2 separate regions of the Homo sapiens genome follow, and region 2 is linked to region 1. A link is an interaction called in ENCODE POLR2A ChIA-PET data of the cell type or tissue named here. Cell type or tissue: GM12878. All regions are shown on one strand.

The links. ChIA-PET counts read pairs that join two places held together with the same protein. Peaks named below come from ENCODE experiments on the same cell type or tissue, not always from the same donor. Only the 100,000 strongest peaks of a DNase experiment are listed, where the experiment ranks them.
Region 2: POLR2A ChIA-PET joins it to region 1 with 15 read pairs; 3 of 35 experiments call an interaction of 5 or more read pairs at or near these places.

Annotation. Positions count from the first base shown.
Region 1 is chr5:159,008,241-159,016,240 of GRCh38, forward strand. All of the region lies in intron 6 of EBF1 (EBF transcription factor 1), which reads right to left. Among named protein-coding and RNA genes, the nearest start is that of EBF1, 88 kb to the right of the region's middle. In GM12878, no CTCF peak of the experiment used is centred here; a DNase peak (open chromatin) is centred at 3,071; H3K4me3 peaks cover 2,183 bases; H3K27ac peaks cover 2,653 bases.
Region 2 is chr5:158,918,451-158,926,450 of GRCh38, forward strand. The region is part of intron 6 of EBF1 (EBF transcription factor 1); the gene reads right to left. Among named protein-coding and RNA genes, the nearest start is that of EBF1, 180 kb to the right of the region's middle. In GM12878, no CTCF peak of the experiment used is centred here; DNase peaks (open chromatin) are centred at 3,189 and 5,625; H3K27ac peaks cover 2,849 bases.

The sequences.
Region 1 (8,000 bases):
TCTAAGATTGTAATCAGAGCAACAGTTGAAGATTTATATTCAAAGGTGTTCATCACATGATATTTATAACCATGAAAAACTGGAAATAACTAAAATATCCAATAGCGAGGATCTTTTTAAAAATCACACACACACACACTTTAGTTAACAAACAGATGAGGAGACTGATATGAAAGAAAATAAAAGAAAAAGAGAAAATACACCTCAAATGCATTTATCTGGGAGTTGGTGTGAATAAATCATTTTGGTCTCCTTTTTAAACGTTTTCTTTTCTTTTTCTTTTCTTTTTTTTTTTTTTTAAGACAGAGTCTTGCTCTGTTATGAAGGCAGGCTGGACAGCAGTGGCACAATCTGGACTCACTGCAGCCTCAGCCTCCTGGGCTTCAACGATTCTCCCGCCTCAGCCTCCCAAGTAGTTGGGATTCTAGGTATGCACCACCACGCCCGGCTAATTTTTTTGTTGTTGTTGTATTTTTAGTAGAGACAAGGTTTCACCATGTTGACCAGGCTGGTCTCAAACTCCTGACCTGACGTGATTCGCCCACCTTGGCCTCCCAAAGTGCTGGGATTACAGGTGTGAGCCACCGCGCCCAGCCTAAACATTTTCATATTTTCCAAGTCCTCTATAACAAGTAATATTAGCAAAGGGACACTTTAAAAATGTCAAAATGGCTTTTATCAGTTTAAATTCTAATTAACATTATCTCTTTTAGACTCAAGGAATGTAAGATGCTGGAAGTAGGAGGTGATTTTGACCTTGGCCAGGGGGAAGCTCAGCCAGTGGAAAGCTCTCCCAGCCTCATGCTCTCCTCAACTACAGGAGCTCTGCTTTTATTTACTTTAATTATATTTTTAACTTGATGTCAAGCCAAGCCCTTTTTAATTTATGAAGGAGAAAACCCCCCAGAAAAGTTAGAAGTCTTGCCTAAAGTCACACAGCTTGTTAGTTGAAGATCTCATATTAAAACTCAGATGTCTTCATTCAGATAATCCTGTGTCCACTTTGTGGTTCTGTCTGTCCAACAAAGAGCGCATGTTTTCTGTTAATTGTTTTATAGTGTTAAGAGACCCACACAGAACTACCCAAATTGTCTTGCACAGTATTTCCTCCTTCAAAACCTACCCTCAACCTCGTGATTGTGTGGAACTTGACAAAAGAGCCTCGTTTAAGAAATGCCACTAGAAGCCAGTTAACAATAAAATATCACACTTTCTTTACTATGCCAGCCCTGGTCTTAAAGTATCTTTGTAAATGATCATGTCTCCTTAAACTTTAGAGTGAGAATTCATACTATGAATACGAAAAAGATGGCAGACTTACTGAGGACAACTTCCTGTTATCCAGGAGATAACTATTTTAGACATCACACAAAAAACAAGCAAAAAAAATTAGCTGGGCACGGTGGTGCACACCTGTAGTCCCAGCTACTCAGGAGGCTGAGGCAGGAGAGTCCCTTGAGCCAAGGAAGTCCAGGCTGCAGTGAGCTGAGATCTGCACTCCAGCCTGGGCAAGAGAGCAAGACCCCATCTCAAAAAAAAAAAAAAAGCAAAAATAAATTAAAGATGATATAGTACGTGATATTAGCATAGCTGACACTTGTTTTTTCATGCAAAAGAAACGTGGAAAACCTCAAAATTATTTCATTTTATCTCTGCATAATTTGTGGTTAGATTTTGAAAGTGCATCAGAACTTACTCCCTTTGCAATTATGTATGACTTACTCAAAATCTAAAATTCAGGCAATCCTCAAAATATTAACCATTGTACCAAAATACCAAATACAGGCTTGACACTTAAGTACTAAGCTAATGCTGAAATCATATTTGAATGATGATGCCAGGTGAGCATGAAAGTATACAGCCCGAAAGAGTAAAGTCTAATTATTGAAACAAAAGACAGAAGTTATGCTAAGTCATGGGCAAATTTTCAATAAGGTATCTGACCAAAAAAAGTCACGATATCCTCGCAGATGAGATGGAGATGAGTAGGAGGGTGGACAGACACAGACAGAGGAATGTAGTTTGCAGAATTCTGATCTGGATAAATAACCTTACCTACAGAGGTTACCAAAAGCTCTATGGGCAAATGCAAAACCAATTTCTGCTCTTGCAACACCTTCAGTATATTACCTGTCCACTATTTACACAATTGCTTCTTCTGTGTTCTATTGTTCCAAAAATTATTTATCTTTTTGCAAACAAAGAGGAAATGGTCTATGCTAGGTTTAAAACCCCGGAAAATACTCCCCCCCAGAAGCATGACTAGTTTGCATCTTTTGGACAGCTAAGATCAAAGTGATTTAAAATGTTTATTTTTAAAGTAAACCATTTATACTGATCTTTGAAAAAGCTCTTTCGCCCTTTAAGAACTGTATTTGTCTCCACAACTCTTTTAGAGACATACTAAAGTCACACTACATTCAAGATGGCACCATCAGAATTGTCCTGCCTGATTTATCTGACACCATCTCAATGTCAGCTCCACAGGGAGTAGATCCAAAGGAGGGCAGGGAAACGCATAAGGCTGGACCTGTACAGCAAGAGCCTCCATGAGCCCCGTAACGAGATGATGTACGCCACAGGGCTCTTTAATTGAAAAAAGCTGCAAAGAAACAATACCAAGGGGAAATCATAAACAGTGTTTTTTGGGATCACTTAAGAAAGTAACCTTCGTGAATCTCCAACTTCTGTTTACAGAGAAGGAAGTTACAACTTAAAGTCCAGTTCCTTGCAAATTATAGACACACACCATAAAACAGTAGATACAAAATGCCACAAAGACTTTGCGGGGAGGGTGAGCCCTGCTCCCTTTCCTTTTCAAATCTGGAGTGTGATTTGAATTGCATCAGGGTCACCGTATCTGGAGGAGTTTTCCCAGCCGCCTAACTTTATTTCACATCTCAAGCACAACGCTTCTTTTATGAAAACCCAGCTTAAATATTAATGCGTGTTTTCTTAAGGAAGTTGAAGGCAAATCAACTTCCTGGTACCCAGGGTATCTGATTTCTAAAATGGTCTAACACTGATTGTCACAGCTCCGCCAGATGTGAAGGGTGAAGCTCTGTAAAAAACGGAAAGGCCAGCTTTCAGGCTCTCTGCTGTGCAGGTCCCACGCCTCCCTGAGCTGCATCCTCTGAGAGTATATTTTTGTTAGCTGGCTGCCGGAAGCCCTCAACTGCCCGAGTTGTTTTGCGATCCTATAAGGACCTTCCCAGCCCTGCTGTCAGCCCTGAAATTAAGAGTGTGTTTGTGTTGGTAAGTTTGGGGGGCTGGTTAAAATAATAAGTATTTTCATCAACATCGCTGTTTCAGCAGAATGGAAGCGGGTGGGGTACCAGAGCAGGGCTCCAAAGTTTGCTAAAAAGCCTATTTTGAGAAAACCTTTGTTCTAAATACTCTTGTTACCTCCTGCATCAAGAAACAATGTCTTTTGTTAGAACCCCCCCTTCTCTGACTGCTGCGTTTGTTTACTGACATTTTCAATACTGGGCAATACAAAGAGCATTTCCTCATATTAACTCCAAATGTCACAAAGAACAAAATCTGGTTCTAAAGAAGCCTGTCTAACCAGATAAGATGGGTTCTGCTAAGAAAAAATATAATGAAAATAAATCTTGCGCTTTAATGTGGCCCACATAGCCTTTGTGGAGCCTTTTCTTTGACTTTCTTGCTGTGTCATTCGGAAGCCACTTGGCTTTGCATCACTCTAACCAAGAGAGACCTTACTGCAATGACCCTGGTCTCTGCTTAGAAAATGCTGACATGTGGCCGGGTGCAGTGACTCACGCCTGTAATCCCAGCACTTTGGGAGGCCAAGGCAGGCGGATCACAAGGTCCAGAGTTCAAGACCAACCTGGCCAACATGGTGAAACCCCATCTCTACTAAAAATACATAAATTAGCTGGGTGTGGTGGCACGCGCCTGTAATCCCAGCTACTCGGGAGGCTGAGGCAGGAGAATGGCTTGAACCCAGGAGGCGGAGATTGCAGTGAGCTGAGATCGCGCCACTGCATTCTCGCCTGGCAACAGAGACAGACTCTGTCTCAAAAAAAAAAAAGAAAAAAGAAAAGAAAAGAAAAGAAAATGCTGACATGTGATTTGAAGAACATTTGGCTTCCATATTAGTTAAGAGTCTAATCATGGCCACTGCCATGGGCTGAATTGTGTCCCATTCCACTCCAAAATTCATATGTTGAAGTCCTAACCCCCAGTACCTCAGAATGTGACTGTATTTGGAGAGTCTTTTTTTTTTTCTTTTTTTAGACAGGGTCTCACTCTGTCACCCAGGCTGGATGGAGTGCAGTGGTGAGATCTCAGCTCACTGCATCCTCAACCTCCCAGGCTCAAGCAATCCTCTCACTTCAGCCTCCTGAGTAGCTGGGACTACAGGCAAGCCACTATGCTCTGCTAATTTTTGTACTTTTTTTTTGTAGAGTTTTGTAGAGAAAGGGTTTCGCCATGTTGGCCAGGTTGGTCTCAAACTCCTAGCCTCAGGCAATCCTCCCAACTTGGCAACCCAAAGTGCTGGAATTATAAGCATAAGCCACTGCACCCAGCCTTGGAGACAGGGTCTTTAAAGAGGTCATTAAAATTAAATAAGGTCATTGGGGTGGGCCTTAATCCAATATGACTGGTGTCCTTATAAGAGGAAGACATTAAAACACAGACATGCCCAGGGGAAGACCATGCAAAGGCACTGGAAGAAGACGGCGTCTACGAGCCAAGGAAAGAGGCCCTCAGAAGAAACCAACCCTAACAGCACTTTGATCTCAGACCTCTGGCCTCTAGAAGTGTGAGGAAATAGATTTCTGCTGTTTAGGCCACCTGGTCTGTGGTACTTTGTTATGGCAGCCCTGGCAAACCAGTGTGCCCATCATGCAACTGCTAAGCTTTAAATATATATTTATATTAAAGTCCTTTTTGAGCAGCCCTTCTAAGTTACCAGAGGATGATCCATAAGTAATATATGAATTTTCAAATTGGTTTATTCTGCGGATATTTGTGAAGCACCACGGCAAGCACAGGGAACAAGAAGGTCAGCAAAAGCAGACACAGGCCCTGCCCTCAGTGAGCTTACAGACTAAAGGAGGCAGGCATGAATCAAATAGTCTCCTAAGAGGACTCTAGGCATGTCTCTGAAGGACACAGGCCCAGTGTTATAAGAGTGAAAACAAAGAAGCCTGACAACTCAGGAACTCAGAGAGGCTTTCCTGGAAATAGCATCTGAAGGACGAGGAACACTTGAAGAGGCAGAGAGGCAAGGAAGGCACTCCAGGTAGAGGGGTCCAATTGCAGAAGGACCCCAAGGTACAGGGAGCATGAATGAGGCTGGAGGGCCCACAATGCTGTGCCTGAGATCCAGGCTGAGGCTGGTGAGGCAGAAGATCAGACCACTGGAGCCCTGTGGTGGTGCAGTGGAGACTGATCCAGATGGGTTCATCCAGTGGGAAACCAATAAGGACTTTAGCTTAACACCCCCACCCATCCCTATCGGCTGTACTAACACCTTGAGACTGATCCAAACTGAAGGCATAACACTCTCTGTCCCATGCACACCTATCCTTCCAGCTCACACTCCTCCCAAGCAAAGGTGTTCAATTTTAACACCACTTTTCAGCGCTCCAAAGAAGAGTTCCAACTTCTGGCTGAAAAAGTATGCCTCTCTCCTAAGCCAATCTAAAACAGTGGTAACCTGGATAGATATAAATATAGATCCAGATGTGAAATTTCCCAATTAGCCCACTCCTTTAAAGGGTAAGTTCCAAATTATTTTAAATTATAGTTACATCAACATTGGGCTTCCTAAGCACACAACATAAAATTGAGTTCTACAGAGAAAGGAACCATCTGTGAGAGTATCAACAGAAAGAGAAAGAAAGTCAACATTATCTTTTATTATTTCTTCTTCAAACTTTTAAAATTTCATGATCAGTGAATCTTACCACCTCAGCCTGACAGAAAAATAGATATTAAACTAAAGTTACATGGCAGGCAGAAGATTCCAAAGTATTATTTAATAGTGAAAACAGATCACGAAGGAGAAAATATAGAAAGCAAGCATGTTTCTCTAGTGACTATGTTACCATGTCCCCAAAATTAACAGAAATACGGAAGGCTTTGCCATGTTTTAATTAAAAAGAGCTATGTTTTAAATGATGCCAACTATAGGACATTATGCTAAATGCTTTCCAAAGTCTCACTTACTCCTCATGACACCCCTAACTAGAGTTATCCTAACTCCAGGAGTGTTATGAGGCACAAGTGAGAACAAGTAATCATCATTTTCATTTTATAGATGAAAAAGCAAGAGGAATCTAAGTGACTTGCCCAAAGTCACTATGGTGACAAGGTCTATTGCTGACCCCAAATATCTCTTTGCTCTTTCATATGAAGTTATAACATCCTCAATGTTTATTTGAGTACATGGCTGCCCATAATAAAAACTGTATTTCTCAAACTTCCTTAAAGCTAGGTAACCATGTGACCAATTCCTGGCCAATGAGATGAAAGCAGGGTGCTATCTGTAATATGCAAGCCGTATCATTAAGAGGAAGGGTCTGCCCTGCCCCTTTCCTTCCTCCATTCTGCTGCTAGGAATATTGCTGTAATGGCTACAGCTCCATCTTGGAGAACAGGGATGAGACCACCCTCTAGGGATGGCAGAAGAATATGCTAGAGGGAACCTGGCTGGAGGGCTTTGGGGGAAAGAGCTTCCACCTCAGGTCTAGGCTGCTTACTTCCAGGCTTAATTTATGTGAGAGTAATAAACTTCTGCCTTATTTAGGCCACTCTTGTTTTGTTTTGGGTAGGGCCAGAGGCTCCCTCACTTGCAGCCGAATCTAACTATGGCTGATGCAGTCACCTAAAGAAAGGCATGGAACACTGAGCAAATGATTTAATCTCTCTCAATTTTCTAATCCGTGAAAGAGGATGAGTAAAACCTACCTCAGAGTATTGCATGAATTAAATGTAATAGGATGTAACTTTAATATGTAGCACAGTCCCTGGCATATCATAAACCCTCAATGTCAGCTACTGCCACTAAGTTCCTCGCACAACAGAACTCATGGTGAACTCCCACTAAATGGATGAATTTCACTGTATTCCCTGCAACAACCAGGAAGCTCCAACATCCAGCTATACTTAAGGTTGAGGGCCTCATAACTGACACTCTTGGAAGCTGCAGGAACTCAGCTTGGAGCTGATCTTGAAGCAACTTCTAGAGATAAGGTGAGCGTGGCTGAAGTGAAGCCAAATACCTGGAGGACCTGAACCTCAGGCTGGGAAGTTGTCTTGGGCCGGGCTGTTCTCTTCAGGATGCCTGTCTGCTGCCACCTCCATTTCCAAAGAATGCCTCCCCATGCCAGGCCAGACCTCTGCTCCTTAACTTCAGGAACACTGAGACTATTTAAACTTCAGTGGGTTTTCTCCCCATCCCACCAAAGCCCACATGAAGAACACACATTATTCTGTAAGCACTGGGGACAGTGGCTATACGGTCCGCATCTTTGTGTCCAACCACCTGGAGTTGTGCTCTAAGAACTTGTACACATTTAAACGAGTTCCATTTAGCCACAAAGTCGGGTCCTAGACTTAGCCTGAAAAGCAAAAATCACGTGTAGTCAAAACTACCCTTGAAAATCACTTAGATTACCCATAAAACACCACACATGTGGATTTGTGTTTACAGCCTACTAAAATTTGAGCACCACTGAGCTGGACCAAAGAAAGGAACAAAAGGAAAATCCATATGCCCATATCTGGGCACTCTAACTATCCTGTCTTTAAGAAAATTGTTAAATCCTTAGCATGTCTGGAGGTGGGTAGAGACTGTCAAGTGTTCCTCCTTGCCTCTCTTAAGATTAAGCACATAAAACCTCAGTAGAGGTTACTAGATGTGTTTCATGAGGTGAGAATTAAAAGAGGTGATGTCTGTACAAACATTCCATACAGAACCTAGTCCCTAGAAAGTAAAGCAATAACATTTCCTGGACTTGAAT
Region 2 (8,000 bases), 90 kb before region 1:
GAGCTAAGGCTTGAGAACTGATACTGGGGAAGAATGGATTACCATTAGTGTTACGAGACAGAGAATTAGTAAGAGATAAAGAGATTGAGACTAAGACAGAAAGACTGAGAAACTGAGATTTAATAATTTACTGATCCCTCAGTGGAACACTGTGTGTATAGTTAAGCCACTTTATGATAAGGTTATCTGAGGGCTCATGTAACTAAACCCACCTCTCACCCATCTCTCTCCACTCCCCACACTTACCCTTACTTTACATTGGTTCATCTCTGGAGAGAATGGACTAACACTGAAGTTATTATTTATTTACCAAATACTCAGAGCAGCATCCTGTGTGCTGGGCAAGGCATACCAAAATTAGGGCAAGTTACTGTCCAATAGGAAGCTCCGTTCTGGTACAAAGTCAGCCCATGCATTCAGAAATGCATGCTTGCTTTCTTGAAATTTAGGTTAAGGGAGGGCTTATATATAGAAATTAGCTGCTGACAGAGTTTGAATGGGCTTTCAACTAAGGCATTCATTATCCATGAAGCCAACCCTTCCAATATTCCATGGCCTAGAGTTCTTTGCAAATGGCTGTTAAAAATCACATTTGGTGAAAGAACAGAATTTTCTCCTTGGTAATTCAGCTCTGAACTCACTCCATCTGTTTAGCACTTGTTGGGCCTGCGAGGATGTGCAGACACTCTCCAGTGCTGACATGGGTGGCCACCTCCCAAAGAGCAAGAAACAAACCTGCTTTCATCAGCTGCTGGCATTTATGAGGGTCTTAGGATGAAATTAAGATTTTTTTTTTTTTTGAAATGGAAGTTTGGAATAATAACAACCTTGTAGGGGGAACATGGTACTCATGTTGCTTGGGTAACATGTGGTCTAAGTAGCCAGAGGAGAAAATCCCCGGAGAGGGTTATCTCATAGATAACACCAATCATATCTGAGAGGCCAGTGAGAACAATCTTGATGCCTGCAATATTTTAATCTATAACATGGGATGTCACCAAATAATGTGCTGGAAAACAACAGAGAAACATAAAGACACCAAATGAAAAAGCAGATCTCCCTTCAACTTTGAGAATGAGAAGTTACAAATCATCAATGTCTAGCAAAGACATATTCCAACAACGGTGCTCATTTTTTTGAATAAATAAACACCAGGGAACTAGCCTGGGAAACCTGAAACAGAACCACATCTTCTCTCAACTAAAGGCTTATTAACAGCATATGTGGGGACAAAGGATAGGAATATTCTGAGGGCAAGGAGAGTAAAGTTGCATTTATTGATCAAACTCCTACCAAATGCCAAGCACCATATGCATCGATTATCTCATTTAATCCTCTCAAAAAACACGACGGTACATATTATTATCCCAATTTACAGATAGGAATCTGAAGTTTATCAAGATTAAGCAACTTTCCAACTGAACAGGGCTTTAAAGACAGGACTCTAATTTCTAAGCTGTGTTTTTCTGCTATATGCATTGCCCATAGCCCCACAAAAGGACAGAAAGAAAAATCTAGAGGAAAAAAATCAGATCTCTGAAAACTGTCTATAAATTCCCCACAATAAAAATAACAATAACCATGATATCCTAGCACCTCTTTAGGTATATGTGTACATAACTTGCAACATATATATATGAGAAATTACAAATCATCAATATTTAGAAAGATGTATTCCAAAAAAGGTGCTCATTATATACATATGTGTGTGTGTGTGTGTATGTGTGTGTGTATACACACATATGCTTAATGTAATCTTCTTAACAATCCTATCAGGTATCATGATTGAGGTGAGGATGCTGAAGCTGAGTTAGGGACATGCTCAGGTTTACACAGCAACTAAATAACCAAACTGAGATCCAAACCCAGATTTGTCTGGTCCCCAAACCCCTGGACTTCCTATCATATTGTTCTACCTTTTCCATCCCTTTCAACTGGATGTGAAGGTGAACCAGAATCTGAAACTTCAGCTCTAAAGAGGCTGAAAAGAATATGTCGTTCCCTGCCCTCCAATACCTCTGCTTTGTACCTACTGGACACATGGCAGGCCTTGGTGGCCAGTGTCCACAGTAAAAGTTAGTGACTTGAAAGGCATGTGCAGCAGGCAATGCCAAGGGAACTTTTCTTTCTTCTTTTTTTTTTTAAAGAAACACAGTCTTGCTCTGTTGCCCAGCCTGGAGTGCAGTGGTGCAATCATAGCTCACTGCAGCCTGCAACTCCTGGGCTCAAATGATCCTCCCTTCTCAGCCTCCCAAGTAGCTGGGATTATAGGCATGAGCCACTGCACTTGGCTCCATTTTTTTTTAACAGGAACTCTTGTGAGTCAATCACACCTCATAGATATGCTTGCCCCTTTTCCTTTTAGTGCAGGCTCTGGCACCAGCGTGACTCCCTGAAACCCACTTGGTGGAAGGGATGACAGCACTGGAGAGGATGCCATGAATATGGAAGTCCCTGTGTTTTAATTTGCCTAAAAATCTGCATGTTGTTAAAACAAATGTAGAAATTAGCCATATGGGAACCTAGCTTGGGTACATATCTTCATCTGTCACCACATTTGGGGGTGGAAATAGTACAGGATCATTTGCAGTGCTTAGACTTGTAGAGAGGGAGAAAAGTCCACTTGGAAGCAAGCTAATGCTGCACACGTTTATGCGTTTGACCTCACAATATGGTAACTAATGATGGTTCTGCAAATAGACTTAGGAAAATAGATGAATGATTACAGAGGGAAGAACCCAGCAAGGGTGATGAGCTTCGTTTCGCCTATGTTAGCCCTTAATCCTTAACAGGACAGCCAGCACAAATTCTATACAGCTTGCCTAAATAGATGAAATCTACACCTTATTCTGAATTCAAATCTTAGACCCAGTGCATATAATACACTGCCTTAATAGCTTTCCAAACTCTCATTTGGCCTCAGTTATACAACCAGCTGACACTGAAAATAATTAATGCCCTTTAGGACTCGCATCTGCTCCTATGGTTCCAAGTCAAGGTTTTTAATTGGGCTATTTTGGCATTTGGAGACAATGGCAAGGTGAAATAACCTTTCTTTAATATTTTTGAGGTCAGCAGATAGTCCTGCCAAAGGTCATCCTTCAGGTTCACAAATGAGTCATTTGTATCACCTAATGCAATCTGTGACTCGCAAATTGCACTGGGCTGTGTTAGCGTGCATTAATTAGTCCATGTGATGAATACTGAATTCATCATTACCAGCCGGAGCTTGTAGAGATGTACCAATACTTGTTTTGGCGGTTTGTGGTTGCTTATTTTTACTTTGCACTCCACTTCCAACCCTGGTCTGAGATCTTCAACACCGCAAGCCCAATAATTGGCACAGCAAAGTTAACCCTCTCCCTTATGACATGGCCAGAACCTGGGGAAAGATTCCCTGGCACAAACATATTGCAAAGCACGAAGCAACCACAGTTGCTCTATCTTTGGTTTATTGAACCTGTAAAACTCAGCATCAAAAGATGATTCCCTTTTGCCTCACGATCCATAGCATTCCTAATCTTCTAAAAGAGAGAGAGAGACAGAGACAGACAGCGAAAACTCCTGTTTCAAACACCTTGCTCAGAGCAGTGCTCTTAGTTGTGCTGGGTTCTCTCAGCTGCTTGGCAGCTACTGCCTATAATGAAGGCATTATTAATTTCAGTTTCAGGGGATAGAAAATCAGGATGTGGACACTGTATGGCTATACCATCTGTGCCGTTGACATATATTGATTCATACCTTCTTCCCATCTGTCCTTGACATTGTGCAGTAACAGAGGTCACAGTCTTCTCTTTCCTAGAATTCTCCCCAAAAGCAACTTTCTACCCAGTATCCTCTCAGTGATTTGATTTGGTTGCTATTGTGCACTTCTAAGGAAGCTGGTGGCAGAGTGTCTGCATCTGTCATCCCCCAGGTAAGTCCCTTTGACCCAACATAACAATAACCGACCACATCAAAAGGGTGTAGGAAAACAATAGTTCTTCCACTTTGCTGGAAGACAGAGTCAGCAAGGGGCAGACATTTAAAATAGATCTTCCATTTCTCCAGAATTTTGTGGATAACAAAGAGAATTAATGCATCACTCTAGAAATTAGCACATTCATTTTATACAGAAAGGTACAGTAGCCAATTAAATTACACACAGCAGATCTAAGGGTTGGAAAAGTAGATTTACGGAAAGTTAAGAAGCTGAAAAACAGCAGGTGGGTATGTCTTGCTCTACATTATGGACACTAAGAGAAAAATTAAGTCTCCAGTTACTGGGATATATGTGTGTCTTATGTTTAATGTGCATTTTTTGAAAAAAGAACTGTTCAGGTTATTGTCACTTCAGAATTGAGAAAGCCTGAGCCAGATTTCAGAGGGATTTTATTTCAAGGACTATCATTTATTTTATTTTACTCTTTTTTCTAACCACTCTCTGTCCAGGTGGAATGAGACACACAAATAACTGAATTCACAATGGACTTTTTGAGAATTCAAGTGGCCACTTGTATCTGCAAAGTAAGAAGTAAGTGGCTAATTGCAGCCGAAATGAATGGCTGAGCCTACAATTAGCCAATTAGGTGGTCTATTAGCAGGAGGGGCGATTTGAACGCAGAAAGCCCCTCCGTGGAGCCCGAAGGCCTTGGGGCTTTCCAGCAAAACCCAGGAAGAGCGTTAGCCTCTTCATCAAAGCAAAGCTAGACTGCTCAGAATCAGAGAACTGTCAGTTTATTCCTAAAGCTCTAAAATTCTCCAGGTCCAGGTGATAAGTAACACCCTTCCAATGGGGGTAAAATTTTTTTAAAGATTTTAACAGCTGCCTGAAAAGCTTCCTTTTCAAAGTATATCCCCAACCTTACTTTATCCATAAAAATCATCTCCTCCTCTCTCTCCTTCTCTTAAAATTACAGATTAAAACTTATCTGGCATTCTCATCCCATATTTAATGATGAAAATGAATCCATCTTTCAGTTATTCCTTAGAGAAAATATTGCCACTTTCAAAATATTTTAAGAAATTTTGCCTTATTATGGAGGGTGGGTCTCAGATCGCTCCATCAATTTTATTACAAAACAGGAAATTTAGTTTTGTTGAAGCCATGTAGCTCTGCTGAGCTTCTGCAATATCGGGCAAAGAATGAAAGTGCTGGGTGGCGGGAGGTGGGATTTGAAAAAAGCCACGTTATACCAAAGGGATATACTATTAGTTTCCTTAAGTCTGCTCTAGAGGAAATAGCTTAAATCAAGAAACTGGACAAGCCACGCCTCTTCTGGGTCTCAAATTGTACCCATGTGTAAAACCAGTGCCCAGCCCATTTCACTGTAAGGTCCCTTTCAGATCCAAGTCTCAATGATTCTGAATCAACAAATCTCAAATTTCGTGAACTAGTGATGGACCAGTCAAAAGGAAGATTCAAAAGCAATTACCTCTGAGCTCAAAAGCCAAACCTGGGCATTGTTTACTGCCTCTTTCTTTTAGCCTTTTTTGGGTACAGCAACATTTTAATGGTCTTACTTGAAACTACATTCACACAGAGTTGTACTGTTTTAATCACTAGTTTTAAGCCCTTGAGACCTTCTCCGCAGCTCAGATGTGTTATTCACAAAACATTGTCCCTTGTGAGAATGACAAGACAAAGTTTTTAGTCATCTAACTTTTTATCCCCTAGCATTCCACTCCTGGGTTCACCCTGGGGCTCAGGCAGCCCATCTACATCAGCTCTGCCCCATGATGGGTAAACAATTTGCCGAGAAGGCAAATTACGTGGTGGGCTGTTGTTCCATTTCACCTGCAGTCTTTCTGCCTTTTCGCTGTGAAAGCTCACTACCTTCCTCATGCCAGATGCTGCAGAGTGGAAGGAGGTTTTCCACGCAATTCCCTCATGTCTCTGTAACATGCAGGTCCTTTCAGTGTGTTGCAAAAGCCACATCGTAAGGTCCTGGCAGAACACAAATCCCTGGATGCCACTGGACAAAGAAAATCTCCTTCATTTGTTCAACATAGACATAGATGCAGAGGGCAAATCCTTCTCTCCCCACACCAGCCACAGCTGAGTGAGGCAGCATCATAGGTCTGTTTCCTACACCTTTCTCCATGTGGCATTCAGAATGATCTTTTAAAAATGATAAACTGGGCCGGGTGCGGTGGTTCACGCCTATAATCCCAGCAGTTTGGAAGGCCGAGGCGGGCGGATCACGAGGTCACGAGATCGAGACCATACTGGCTAACACGGTGAAACCCCGTCTCTACTAAAAATACAAAAAAATTAGCCGGGCGTGGTGGCGGGCGCCTGTAGTCCCAGCTACTCCGGAGGCTGAGGCAGGAGAATGGCGTGAACCCAGGAGGCGCAGCTTGTGGTGAGCCGAGATCGCGCCACTGCACTCCAGCCTGGGCAACAGAGCGAGACTCTGTCTCAAAAAAAAAAAAAAAAAAAAAAAAGATAAACTGAATCACGTGCCCATCCTTCCTTTCTGTAGTTTAGCCTCCCCTCTAAATGGTTTTTGCTGCTTTTAGAAGGAAATCCAATCTCTAGCATGGCCCCACTCCTGCCTACTCCTCTACAGCCATCTCTTGCCACTGTGTGCAGCTTTCTTTCTGTTCCTCAAATAAACTAAACTCACCCCAATCTCAGGGCCTTTGCACATGCTGTTCCCACTGCCTGAAATAGTTCTCCTCACACCCAAAATCAATGCATTCACCAGCTGGGTCGCCTTTCTGGAAAGGGAATCTCTCACTGCCCAATCTAAAGTAATCCCTATCGGTGGCCATGAATCACCTCTTTATGAAATCAACCTGCTTTATTTTCCTCACAGCACATATCACTTTTATCTTATTGTCTAGCTCCCTGCTAGGATGCAAGAGCTATCAGAATAGGGGCCTTGTCTGCCTGTTCACCTCTTTATTGCCAGGAATAAAGCAAACACAGAGTGAATATACAATAAATATTTGTTAAGTAAATGAATGGTGCATAACTGGATAGATAAATGGAAGATTTCCTGGCCTCCCTTGTGGCCATGTGACTAATTCTGACCAATGGATGCATGGAGAAGTGATAAGTGTAACTTCCTCAAAGATCTCCAAAGGGAAAGGGCTCCCTCTTCTTCTCTCCTTCCTCCTTCCACTGGCCACCATGTGCAGGTAAAGGCTGAAGCTCCAGCAACTCTCTCTGATGGTTAGGTGACCTTGGGAATTGTAGCCATGCACAACAGAAGAAAATAGAAACCAGGGCCCCAACATCACAGAGCCACACCCCACACTGCACCATCTCCAGATTTCCTAAACAGGAAAACAAACAAATAAGCAAGCTTCTGTTACTTAAGCTACTGTTATTTGGTAGGAGTGTGGTGGGTGGAGATGAGTGGGAATTAATTACAACCTAACTTAATTCTAATTAATATATCAACTGTTTTTAAACTGAGAAGGTCATGCTCTTGGAAGAGAATCAGTGTGCTAATACATAAGAACAGAAACAGTCCACAATATTATTCCCACTACCCATGTGTCCAGGAACAAAGTTTGGTGGGCTCTAAAAAGAAAATGAATCAAAATGGTACAAGAGGAATTTCTTTCAATAGCTTCAAAGTTGGAGGTTTACTTCAAGACAAAATTATAAAAGCAAATAGTGCCTGCTTAATACATTTTATTTATACTTCCACCATTGAAATGTGCCTTTAATATAAGGGTTATATTTCTAAACCCCCAAAAATCCTTTCCATAACTATTATTCTATAAAAATAATAAAGCCTAACTCTTCATATCTATGTGTATTTCAACAAGTATACCAAGCACCCTAGCTCATTTCTATTTAGGTCTACTTATAAGCAAATGATAGCGCATTTGTTATATCTTAATAAATGCATCCCCTGTGATGTCAAAATTTAATATTAACTTTTGCATATTGATTCTGAAGGTAACAATAAGAAACAATGACATCACCATACACATTAGGATTATTAGATGTCAAAATGTTCCAACCCAGTATATTATTAGAAATAACTATCTTATTGGCCGGG